Linked DNA regions of Mus musculus: region 1 is linked to region 2. The links are chromatin contacts, found by Hi-C or POLR2A ChIA-PET in ENCODE. All regions are on one chromosome and are shown on one strand. Each heading gives the region's core, a stretch centred on a gene start or an enhancer-like site at or near the end of the contact. The rest is flanking DNA. Distances are from core to core; before and after follow the strand shown. Region 1 holds the start of Pigo (phosphatidylinositol glycan anchor biosynthesis, class O). Region 2 holds the start of Dnajb5 (DnaJ heat shock protein family (Hsp40) member B5).

Evidence for each region. Hi-C counts contacts between places; a loop is a spot of excess contacts on that map. ChIA-PET counts read pairs that join two places held with the same protein, here RNA polymerase II (POLR2A).
Region 1: a map of T-helper 2 cell shows a loop between it and region 2 (2.6-fold over the local background). The contact joins the promoter of Pigo here to the promoter of Dnajb5 in region 2. A Hi-C loop is called at or near these places in 1 of 37 maps with a recorded cell type or tissue (T-helper 2 cell). POLR2A ChIA-PET finds 5 or more read pairs at or near these places in 1 of 5 experiments (Patski).

What each region holds. Positions count from the first base shown.
Region 1 is chr4:43,020,992-43,027,405 of GRCm38, reverse strand. It overlaps Pigo (phosphatidylinositol glycan anchor biosynthesis, class O), which reads left to right and starts at 1,592. Exons shown (of 11, transcript NM_001305386.1): 1 at 1,592-1,626; 2 at 2,332-2,843; 3 at 3,591-3,734; 4 at 3,913-4,036; 5 at 4,640-4,799; 6 at 5,212-5,394; 7 at 5,612-6,414. The coding sequence starts at 2,333.
Region 2 is chr4:42,946,132-42,952,304 of GRCm38, reverse strand. Dnajb5 (DnaJ heat shock protein family (Hsp40) member B5) reads right to left here and starts at 2,438. Exons shown (of 5, transcript NM_001355438.1): 1 at 2,301-2,438; 2 at 1,362-1,829. The coding sequence starts at 1,543.

The DNA.
Region 1 (6,414 bases), core at 343-2,842, 76 kb before region 2:
AAGTTGAGAGTTCCAGGAAACCTCGCTGAAAATTATACTTGAGCTCAGACATGAAGGAGGAGAGAGAGACCCATTCAGATGCCCATTGGCAGAGCATACCTGGCTTATGAACACAAGAGCAAAGAAACTGCTGTGCTGTGGCTGAACGGTTACCAGAAGCAAAGCAGCAGCAACTAGATGTATTTAAAGGGGGAAGAGGGACTTACGTGTAAATTTGTAGGACCCCTATAGGTAGGTGCCACACATTTACTAAGAAGATAAAAGTTGTTTTTTCCTACTGAGATAAAACTCACATACCATACAGATAACCCACTTTTTTGTTTTCTAGAGCAAGGGTCACCGTGTGTAGCCCAGGCTGATTAAATGCATGTGACCTAACCTGCCTATACCTCCCGAGTGCTGCCATACTCTGCCAGCTTACTCATTTCATGTTTTCAAGACAGGGTTCTCAGTGCAGCCTTGGCTAGAACAAGCTCTGTGGACCAAGCTGGAACTCAGAGAGATCCGCCCGCCTCTGCCTTGAGAGTGATGCCTTCAGTGAGTGTTTGCCACCGCTGATTTTTAGGTGGTTACTGTTTTGAGACAGTGTCTCCTTTATCCCAGGCTGGCCCCAGAGGAGCTGTGGTGTCGAGGACGATCTTGGTGGTTAAGAGGATCCTGCCTCTGCCTCCCAAGTGCTGGCATCTCAGACGTGTGCAAGTGTACCAGGTTTTCTAGAATGCTAACTAAAAATCAGGCTGGGTTAGCCCAGGTTTTTGCGAATGCTAAGCAAACTCTGTCAATTGGGATTAAAGGTGTTTGCCACCACCACCTGTCATGTATAAGTTTTTATTTAGATGTATTTTTAAAGACAGGTTTTTTGGGTTTTGTTGTTTTTTTTTTTTGTTTGTTTGTTTGTTTGTTTGGTTGGTTGGTTGGTTTTTTGAGACAGGGTTTCTCTGTAGAGCCCTGGCTGTCCTGGAATTCACTTTGTAGACCAGGCTGACCTGGAACTCAGAAATCCGCCTGCTTCTGCCTCCCAAGTGCTGGGATTAAAGGCGTGCACCACCATTGCCCGGCTAGTTTATGTTTTTTGTTACTGTGAAAAAGTGCTCTTGACAAGAACATCTAAAGGAGCTAGTTACCAGACAGTTTTAGTTCATCACGGGAGGGAAGTCTCAGCAGTGAGAACTTGAAGCATGGGGCTGGGAAGATGGCTCAGTGATTAAGAGCATGTACTGCTCTTGCTGAAGACCAAAGTTTAGTTCCCAGCACTCAGACCTTGTGTTGAAAAACAACCAAAAATGGACAGTGAGTCTGGAGAGAGGGCTGAGTGGCTAAAAGCAATTGCAGCACAAAGTGCATTGTACAAACATACATATAATAAAATGCTCGGTGGTCCCTGGGCTTTTCTTCTTTCATGCTTCTGTACACACCCAGTCATCATCCCCCTCTCTTAGACCTTGCCCTCATTTATGAATTACTGAACCTCCTATCAAAGTTTTCAGCCCCACGTTTCTTGTCGAACTTCCCTGCTGGTGCCGGCAGGCGGCGACAAATCTCCTGGTAGGGCGCTCTGTCAGGCTTGCACACCTCTGTGGTGCCAGACAGCGAGCCCTGCCGCTGCACTTCCGGGCGCGGATCCAGGTGAGCCAAGGTCTCCCTGTTACCTCTGTTACTGTCACCCCTAGGACGGGTGTCTCAGCTTACTGCCGGGGTGCCCAGTATCAGAGGGAGCATGTCCAGGTGTTGGCCGGGTTCCCACCGGAGGAGACAGAGCTGCCGGGACTTCTGGATCCCAGCTTAGCTCAATGGGCTTTATACCGGGCTTCCTGGGGACGTCGTTCCTTCGGTTTTTTCTTGAGCCTGGCCGCCCGGAAGCGGAGCAAGACTCCTCCCCGTCGTTTCCTCGGTTCCCGCCAGGCGGCGCCGTTTACTCAATCCAGTTAATCCGTGTGGTTTCTGTCTATTGCCACCCTGGAAATGTTGAGTTAGTCCGAAGAGAGCCATTGAAATGGACTGTCAGAGAACAATCTACCTACCATTTGGAATAGTCTTCCTCCTAGACTGTGGTTTGACAGCATTAGATCTCCCGGTTGGATATGCACAGGCTCCCGTGCTCACCCCCAGAACCTGAATCGGTAGGTGTAGCCTGGGCGTCAGGTTGAGATCCAAGGTCTCAGCCTCTCACCGTCAGATGGTATGACTGGTAGAAACAGCTGCAACGAGTTAGCTATGGTTTGTTTACGTCCTGAAGTTTATAGCAGTACGTGATTGTTGTTGGGCATTGTTTTGAGAGCCAAAACGTCCATGGTTTCTTCGCACCCCAATGAACATTCTCTTCTCTCCCAGGATGCGGAAGGTGTCTGTGCTCCTCTTCTTAGCCTGGGTCTGTTTTCTTTTCTACGCTGGCATTGCACTCTTCACCAGTGGCTTCCTTCTCACTCGTCTGGAGCTCACCAATCAAAGCAGCTGCCAAGAGCTCCCAGGCCCTGGTCCCTTGCCGTGGGGAAGTCATGGAAAGCCTGGGGCTTGCTGGATGCCTTCCCGCTTCTCCAGGGTGGTTTTGGTACTGATAGACGCTCTGCGGTTTGACTTTGCCCAGCCTCAGCGCTCGCATGTGCCTGGGGAACCTCCTGTCTCCGTGCCTTTTCTGGGAAAATTAGGTTCCTTGCAGAGGATCCTAGAGAGTCAACCCCACCATGGCCGGCTGTACCGATCTCAGGTGGACCCCCCCACGACCACCATGCAGCGTCTAAAGGCTCTCACCACTGGCTCGCTGCCGACTTTCATTGATGCTGGCAGTAACTTTGCCAGCCATGCTATAGTGGAAGATAATGTCATCCAACAGCTCAACAGTGCAGGTCAGTATGTGCCTCTGGGGACTATAGAAGCTGGGGAGCCAGGACTTCAGGTACCCAGCCGTATATTTGGCTATGGTGTAGGGAAACAGAGAGTAGAAATAGATGGGATCTTGTGTGTAGAAAGGCCCAGAGATTTTTGTCCTCAATGAAGCTTCTAATCTGCACAAAATGTTTGTTTGTAACTCGTGGGAGCATCCGATTAAGGAAGAAATGAAGATAGGAATTTGCAAGGATGGAGAAAAAAGGGTAGAGGGATCCAAGTTATGTTCACTCACTGCTTATGAAGAGAGCAGGTCAAGGGCACTGCATTGCGCATGTGTCTTTAATCCCAGCACTCAAGAGGCAGAGGCAAGAGGATCTCTGAGTTCCAGATGAGCCTGGTCTGTAGAGTAAGACCTGTCTCAAAACAGGATGTGTGGTTGGGATAGTACTCTCAAGAGTGTGCTCGTGCGTGCGCACGCACACACACACACACAGCGTATGGATGTGACATGGTACACTTATGGAGGTGAGAAGACAACTTTGGAAGTTGATTTTCTCCTTCTACCCTGTGGGTTCTGAGTATTGAACTCAAGTGGTCCGGATTGGTGGCAAGCTCTTTGACTCACTGAGCTGTCTCCCCTTGCCCTTTGTGTTTTGTTTGTTTGTTTGTTTGTTTTTTTCTAGAGTCTTCTCTTATAATCTCCCCTGTTCTGGCTCTCACATGAACAAGATACGATCGATCCGATTCCCCTCTTGTCTCTACAGGAAGGCGTGTAGTCTTCATGGGAGATGATACCTGGAGAGACCTCTTCCCCGGAGCCTTTTCTCAAGCTTTCTTCTTCTCATCCTTCAATGTCAGAGACCTGCACACAGTGGATAACGGCATCTTGGAACACCTCTATCCTACCCGTGAGTAAGAAGCGCTCAGTCCCTCACTGACCCCAGGAGCTGTGGAGGGTTCCTTTAGTCTGCAGACTCTGGGTCCAGCAGCCTGGGGCTTATACCACTGGGTGCAGAGGAACATCAAAGCCTGATGGAGGGAGGCGTGGGCTTCACCGCCCTGTGCTCAGTGTTCTCCCCTCCACAGTGGACGGCGGTTCGTGGGATGTGCTGATCGCTCACTTCCTGGGTGTGGATCACTGTGGTCACAAGCACGGCCCTCACCACCCTGAAATGGCCAAGAAACTTAGCCAGATGGACCAGGTGATACAGTGAGTGTGGGGTGCTGGCTGAGGGAGGGGGTTGCATTTGAGAATCTCAGGATGTAGGATTCCACGAGGGAAAAAAAATCCTGTGTGGAGCCTGGATGAATTCTATATATGTATGTATTTTGAGACAGGGTTTCATTATGTAGCTTTGGCTGACCAGGAACTTGCAATATAAGCCAGACCAGGCTGGACTCAAACTCACAAAGATTTGTTTTCTTGTTCTTTTTGAGACAGGTTTTGTGTGTGTGTGTGTGTGTGTGTGTGTGTGTGTGTAGCCCTGGCTATCCTAGAACTCACTTTGTAGACCAGGCTGCCCTCGAACTCAGAGATCCACCTGCCTCTGACTCCCGAGTGCTGGAATTAAGGGCTTGTGCCTCCACTGCCCGGCAGCTCTGGAATACTTTATACAAGTTTTTCCTTCAAAACGTAGAGACATCATCCACTTTGAACAACTTGGTGTGTAGCTCTGGCTGCAGAGTTGTGACTGAAGAGGTGTCTTTTTGACAGAAGTTTAGACCCTGGCAATGGAAGTGAGTGGTGGGGGTGAATGGCCCGAGAAGAATCTTTACCTCTCCCTGCCCTCTCACACGTGTTCTTGACCCCCAGGGGACTCATAGAACGCCTGGAGAATGACACACTGCTGGTGGTAGCCGGTGACCATGGGATGACCATGAATGGGGACCATGGAGGGGACAGTGAGCTGGAGGTGTCAGCTGCACTTTTCCTGTACAGCCCCACAGCTCTCTTCCCTAGTGTCCCACCCGAGGTAAGGCCTGGGTCGCACCTCTGCTGGTCTCCCTACATTGTGATCCCCTTATTGTAGGCTCCCCACACCAGGATCTGGTCCTAACAGTCATTTATTTTTATTTATGTGTGTATGATGTATGTAGGAGGTAATTGCACGTGTGCGTGCTGGTATGCACTTGTGTGTGCGTGTGAGGCAGAGGATGTCGGTGTTTGCTCCTAATTTTACTGAAACAGTGCCTCTCACTGAACCCGGAGCTAGCCTGAAGACCAGAAAGCCTCCTGCCTCTGCCCACCATGGCACTAAGTTATAGGCACGCATGGTCACAGCCTGCTTTGACTATCTCACCCACGGAACCATCACTCCGGACACCCCCTCCCACTATTCTTACCTAGGCCTGGCGACGCCGTTGACACTTGAACTTCCCTTCCAGGAGCCGGAGGTTATTCCTCAGGTCAGCCTTGTGCCCACGCTGGCACTGCTGCTAGGCCTGCCCATCCCGTTTGGGAACACTGGGGAAGTGATGGCAGAGCTATTCTCAGGTGGCAGTGACTCCTCCCATCCTCACTCCTCTGCGCTAGCCCAAGTCTCGGCTCTCCACATCAATGCCCAGCAGGTAGGTGAGAGGACTAGACTTCTGGGTAACGAAGCGAAGCATGAGGACAAAATCGACCCTATTGCCTTTGTTCTTGTCCAAATGCCTTTCTCCTATTAGCCTTCCCTTCCCCCATCTTGGATAGAATTTGAGCCCCAGGTTTCTAGATACCTCTCTCGTGTAACATCTCCGCGGCCCCCCCCCTCCCCCCGTTTGTATCTCTGGCCTTCTCTGTCAGGTGTCCCGGTTTCTTCATACCTACTCGGCTGCGACTCAGGATCTCCAAGTTAAAGAACTTCATCGGCTGCAGACGCTCTTCTCCAAGGCCTCTGCGCGTTACCAGCACTTTCTGCGGGATCCCCAAGAGGCTGAGGCAGCGCTGAGCACATTGACTGCTGAGTTCCAGCAGTTCCTGCGGGGAGCTCGGGCCCTGTGCATCGAGTCTTGGGCCCGCTTCTCTCTGGTCCGAATGGCAGGGGGCGCTGCTCTTTTGGCTGCTGCCTGCCTTCTCTGCCTGCTTGCTTCCCAGTTGGCAGTCGCCCCAGGCTTTCTCTTCCGCCCACTACTGCTAATACCTGTAGCCTGGGGCCTAACTTGGACCATCCTGTATGCTGGAGTCTCGGTAACTACTGGGTCGAAGATAGACTTAGTGGTTCTGGGGGCTGTGGCTGCAGCCGGTTCACTCCTCCCTTTTCTGTGGAAAGCTTGGGTTAGCAGGGGGTCTAAGAGGCCACTGGCTCCCCTACTTCCTGTCCCTAGACCTGTCCTAATATTACTGCTCATTCGCTTGGCCACCTTCTTCTCGGATAGCTTTGTTGTTGCTGAGGCCAGGGCCACCCCCTTCCTTCTGGGCTCTCTCGTTTTCTTCCTGGTTGCTCAGCTCCACTGGGAGGGTCAGCTACTGCCACCCAAACCACTCACGATGTCCCGCCTTGGCTCTTCTGCCCCAACAGCGCCCCCACGGCACAGTGGCGCGCATGCCCTGTGGCTTGGAATTGGGTTGCTTTTATTTACAAGGCTCGCTGGGCTTTTTCACCGCTG
Region 2 (6,173 bases), core at 1,189-3,688:
AAGCCCCTCCTCTACCTACCCTTACATTTTAGGATCTGACTCCATGCTAGGCTAATACTCCTAAGTGGGGCCCAAGGACATCAAGCCAGGGTTCCTACTCTTAACCTGCTTCCATCAGTGGACCTGAGGAGGATATGAAGGGAGGGGATATGAAGGAGTGGCCACGTGCCATCCTTTAGCCTTTTTGAGGTGTAGCCAACCCTTGTAAAACAGGGAGAACCAGAGTCTTTCTAACAATGTCCTGGCAGCCAGAGCTGAGGCCTGCCTTTCTGCCCCTGACTACCTCACAGTAGTAAAGTGTACAAGGCGTCCTGGCAGGAGTGAGGGCTGTGACAGTTAAGGGGGCCCCAGATAGGCAGGGAGAGTGACCTTAGCTCCTGCCTGCTGCAGGTGGCTAGGTTGACTCATGGTACTGAAAGCCACCTCACTCTGACAAAGAGAAGGCACTATAAAGGCGGGTACTCCCCCATCTCCCCACACCAGCATGTCACGCCTGTGGGGGAGCCTAGAGTTGGGGGAGGCAGAGAAGAAAGATCATCTGGAGGAGGGCAGCCATTTTCGGAAACGGCATTAAAAGCAGTCTGAGAGGGAGATGGGTGGTCTGCCATCTTTGCCTCAGCCCACACTTTCTCTCCCCCAGGACAGGAAGAAACCTAGAACAGCAGCAACAGGGTGCCCAGGGAACTCCAGCGGCTTCCAGGCAGAGGGCAGTGACCCAGCTTACCAGCCCACCCACCGTTTGTAGTCCTTCAATATCTCTTCCCCACCACAGCCAGCTTCCTCTCCGGCACCCACCTGCTAGCTGCTCTAGACCCATAATTCTCTTGCCTCTACAGACACAGGGCAAACTCTCAGGACCTGCCTCCTTTCCCTCCTTCTTTCCACCCTCCTTCCCTCTCCCTCCCCACAAGCCACGTGGTAGGATGACAAAGGAGCCCCAAGGCATGGCTCTGCCTTTGATGAAGAATGAGTATGTCAAGGTAGAGCTAGGGATGAAAGAAAAAATGAGGACAGATAGCAAGAGGGACCATCAAGTACAGGGAGGAGACAGGGTCTGACGGACAGGGATGAGAGATGACAAAAGGAAAAGGCTGAAGTGGACCACACGTTACTGATGGGTTGGGAGGGAGAACCTAAGAGCTGAAATATTGGAGATATTCGTGGAAACATGAGTTTGAGAGAGAGATGAATGACATGGGGTACAATTCATTCAAAAGTACAGGTGAGGTCAAGGGGACTCATGCACATACCGGGGGGAGATGAGGATGACAGGGAGGAAGGAAGGAGGCAATGCAGGGAATGGCTGATGTGGAGAATCTGACTTGGCATGGGTATGAGCGCCCTTCTCAGGAGGGACTTACCGAAACTTTACAAACCCATTCAGCGTCCACGCTCGAAGTTTTAAGGGCTCCAGCTGAATTTTAAACATCAAGCTGGCTAAGAAGTCTTCTCCCCAGAAGTGTGGGAAGCTCCGGAAAGCTCCTCGAGCCTGCAGTGGGGGTGCTGCTGGGGGTGGGCAGGACAGCACTGTGCGCTTAAACATGCCCAGCCAAGCCCCTCACCTCTGATCGCTCCACCGGAGCCTGCTTGGGACGCTGTAGCTCTGGAAGCCACCTCCTCAGATTCCCAGAGGCCGTGACCCAGCAAGGCCTGTATCGTGCCCAGGGAGCTGGACCCGGTCCCCAGGTGTAGAGTGCAGAGAGAGGATCCAGTGGCCACCTGCTCTCAGGTGCAGCAGTGTCTGGCTGAATGATGTGAGCGCCTGTTCGGCTGTGTGACAGTGAGGCTGGCAGTGACAGTGTGTAGTTGTTGAGTGGCAGCGTGTGTACCTGTGACAGGTGTGATAGTGAGGGCCTGAGAGTCAGTGAGCTCCTCTCGCCTCTCTGGGGAGGACCCAAGCCCAATCCCCAAGAACCTACTCAATGAAGTCACTGACGGGGAGTCTCCTCCCCCGCAGATGGGCGGGGAGGGGCGGGGCAGAGCCGAGCCTGGCCCGGACAAAAGGCGCGGCAGGGAGAGGAAGGAAGGGGGTTCGCGCGGGGGAGGGGGGTCGGTGATGTCACCCCAGCTGGCTGGCTGGCCTGCTCAGAAACGCCTCCGCCCGGCGCAACCCAATCCGACCCGACCCAACCCGACCCTTGTCGCAGATACCCAGCACCTGGCAGACCCCGAGCTCCCAGGCCCCTCACCCCTACGACAGAGGAGACTATGGGCCCACGGTGTCCCAACCCCCCATACCAGGACCTCTCTTCTCGACGCCCCACTCCCGGGACCCCCGAGTCCTCGCTCAGCGCCCTCACCGGTGAGGAGCTGCGGGCGCCGCCGCGGTCCTTCTATCAGCCGCTGCCCCCTCCCCCGGCTCCGGCTCCGCCGCCTCCACTCGGGACAGGAGTCGCCTGCCCGCCGGCCGCAGACAGCGGGACCGGGAGCCCGCCCCCACGGCTCCGCCTCCGCGCTTCCCATTGCCCGGTCTATCCGTCACTCAGCTCAGACTCTTCTGTGATTGGATACCTCTCAACGAGCGTCCGGGTGATAGCCACCTCTTCTCCGCCCCTGTCACCCGGCCACACGCGCACACATTCCGGGCAGTGATTGGTGTGGGTGTGATTGGTGCCCTCTGGGATCAATCAACCACACCTCTTCTCCATCTCGTCGTGTTATTGGTGAAAAGAACATAGGGAGGCAACTCCAGGCGCCCTTTGATTTTATTGGCTGGTCCCTGTGATTTCGACCCAAGCCAGTGTGGGCAACTATATTAGTCCAGTCTCCAGTATGAGAAGGTGAGACATTCTAGCCACCGCCTGAGTCCAGGGAGAACCTTCTGGAACGAGTGCAACCTCAAAGACAACCTATTAGGAAAGCTGCACTCATCAGTTGTTGGTGACACCAGGCATTCTTTCGAGTCGAAGGAGAGGCAAAGGCTCTGGATCAGTATCCAAAGCTCATCCCTTCTTACTCGTCTTCTATCAGATTGTGATCCAACTTGACCTGGCCTGGTTTAGCTTTCCCTTGTCTTGACCTGGGATTGACCTGCCATGGTTTAACTGTAACACAAAACAGAGCCGGATAGAGCTGAGATTCTAAGTGCCCCTGTGATTATCCTCTGCGCTAGTAACTGGTAACACCTTCCTGAGTCTCTGTCCAGATGCCCTCCATCTTCAGTCCTTTCACAGCGGCTCGCTTAGGAGCAGTGGCTTCTCAGCCACTTGGAGTCCACAGTGTCCAGTTCAACCTCGTTATAAACTAACCTTCCATCTTCTCCTCGCTGCCCGCCCCCCCCCCCCGTCCTTTTTCTTACCCCCTGTGATACCTGGTCTTCCCTCACACCAAATTTCTGCCCTGTTCTGTATCTTTTTACTTCCCCCTCCATCTCCCGCCTTTTGTCTTAATTCTTAATTCAATTCCCTGCTTCCATAGTCTGCAATCTCATAGCTCATAGTTCCCCCTTTAATCTTTTACCTCAGCTTTTCATGATCCTCTTTCTTAGCACCCTCATGCACTGTCATCTCTGGCCCCCCAGCCCCCTAGTAAATCATTAAATCTCAGCCCCAGTGTCCCCGATACTCGGAGCAGGCGGGCCTGCGGAGGCGGTCGCCAGCGGAAGCCGCCGCTCCAGCAGACACCGAGCTTGGCGCCCACGTTACTGTCTCCCAGGCCCATCTGTGCTGGAGGGAGCGGGGGGGGGGGGTGGATGGGGGTAATCTGGGGGTGAAGAGGGGGAGGGGGTTCTTGGGAGATTTGGTGACAAAGGCTTGAGAAAATTCTCTCACCTTATTCTTCGCCAGTTCTCAGGACCGGATTTAGATATCTATGAGGCCATGAAGAGCAGTTGGAACTGTAAACTGAGGCTTGGAGTACCTAGGCCCCAGAATAGGGCAGGAAAGGGGACTGGGTCTTTGGGGGTGGGGGGCAAGTTCTGCATATTCTTAACAACCCTTCTTTTCCCATTGTTCCACATGAACTCCCAAGTGCAAAGGAATTTGAGTTTAAAATAGAAAAAGGAGCTAGGGTGAAAAGAGGAGTTGGGCAGAGGGGCAAGGAAGGGGGTGTGGAGCCCGCAGTATGAGGACTGAACAGGTATCTGGTTGAAGGAGATGGGATGGGAACTGGATAAGGGGGCCGTAAGATGCGGGTGGGAGGCAAAGACAACTGGGCAGGTGAGAGGAAGGGGAGATGGGTCAGGGGGAGACTGGAGGAGCAATAGAATGGCAGGACAGAGAAACCAGATGAGGCAGAGGGAGAAGGAAGGGATGAGGCCACGATGAGGGAGTGGCAGGGAGTGGACATGGTATCCTGGGAAGAGGCAATCTAGGAATGGTACTGGCCCCAAGGATTTGGGGGCCACCAGTATCCTTCCTCCTGATGTGAGGGGCCCTAGCTGTGTTTCTTCCTAATTCTAGGCCTGTCTCTTGCTGCTCCCAGCCTTGCTCATGCCAGCACAGAGGGAGGGTTTAGCCATGAGCCTTTACCTGGCTCAGCTGATGATAAACTGTCAGCCTGGACTTCAGGGCCTGGAGGTTTATGTCCTCAGAGTGGTGACCCACACTTCACTGTCTGCCTGGAGCACTATTGTTGCCATTTGTCCTACTTTCTAGGGCATCTGACCCAGAGAACACAGGGCAGCATAGACTGTAAGAATGGGAGTGTGGAGCCAGTTAGCCTATTGGCCTTTCCAGGGCACTGGCCAACCCACACCTCATTTGTTCTGGGCAAATGGGCTAAGCAACAGTAGAAGCCCACAGGGCTTTTCTGGGGGTTAATTAAGGTGACACATGTCTTAGTTCTGAACATGGCATTCGATTAATGTAAATGACATTGACTCCGTGTGTTCAGGGCTATCTGGGTGTGTGAGTGCAACTAGAAATGTGTGTGTCTGATTGGGATTGTCATAATCATGAGTCTGTTTGTAAGTGTGTACCTGTACTTGCTATAGGTATGTAGCTTTGTGTCGGCACACAGGTATGATTAAATAAATGTCTGTGTAGGCATCACTCCATGATAAAGAGTGAGGGAAGTATGTGGCCATTGACACCATTTCTGCCAGTGTATGTACGCATCTGTGATCATGTTGTCCAGACACCCCCGCTTGTCCTCCCTCCTCATGGAGACGTCATAACCCTAGGTGTCCCTCATTTCCTCACCCTGAGGGAACCGGAACCTGTGGGCAGAGGGGTGGGGGTGGATCCAGTGAGGAGGTGTTTAAGCAGGAGCACATGTTCCCTCACAGACTGTGTATGGGAGGGGGAGCCCCTATCTTGCACACATCCCAAATCCTCCAGAGGAAGTGCTTCCCCCCTCGGCCTGTTCCTAGTTCCCTGTCTTGTCACCATGGCAGCAGTTGCCAGGGGCTCTCATGGTTGCTAAGACCTGGGTGTGGGAGGATGCCAGGCCCCGTTGCTAGTAGAAACCGAATCCTGGAGGCAAGGGAGACTACTACCCCCACAGCTGCCAGCTCTACGCAGCGACAGCATTGGCTCTTGGGCTGCCCCTTTCCCCAGATTGAACCTACTACTTGTATGTGGCAGTATGGCATGTGAGGAGGCTTTTTCATGACGCTGGGACTTTCTCCTTTTGAGGAGAAAAGAGCTCCTCAGCCTGCCTATTGTCATTTTTAAAGCCAGCAACTACCAAGAAACCAGAGGCTGCCTTATTCTGTCTCTCATCTCTCCTACTGGTCCCCTGCATGGCATTCATGGTTGGAGCTCTCCAGTGACCGGGTACTCATCTCCCGATGTTTCACCTGGGCATAGGAATGCTGCTTTGAATGCAGACTGACTTCTTGTGGTCAGACTCTTAGCATCTCATTTGATACGTGCTTTGTGTTGACATAGGGACATAGGGTTGGTCCCACACTGAAACCCACCTTTGGCATCTGCCTGAGATACTGACTCCAGTTACAATCTTGGCCAAAGGAATCCCTTGAGTCCAGCCTCACCCTCAGCTTATTTCCTAGACATAGTTGAGCCCTAATTTTCATGCTAGACACTTAAGCTTACTGACGCCTTCATTTCCTGTTCTTTTCAGTGACTGAGCATTGGCCAGCAATCTAACTTCTTGGTACTTGCTGGCATCTCCTTGAGCTTCTAAGCTTGCAGTGATGAGTAGTACCTTCGGGGTCTGAGTTATTTTTCCGCTTTAGAATGGAGATGTCAGTTTTAGGGATGGCCAGCAGA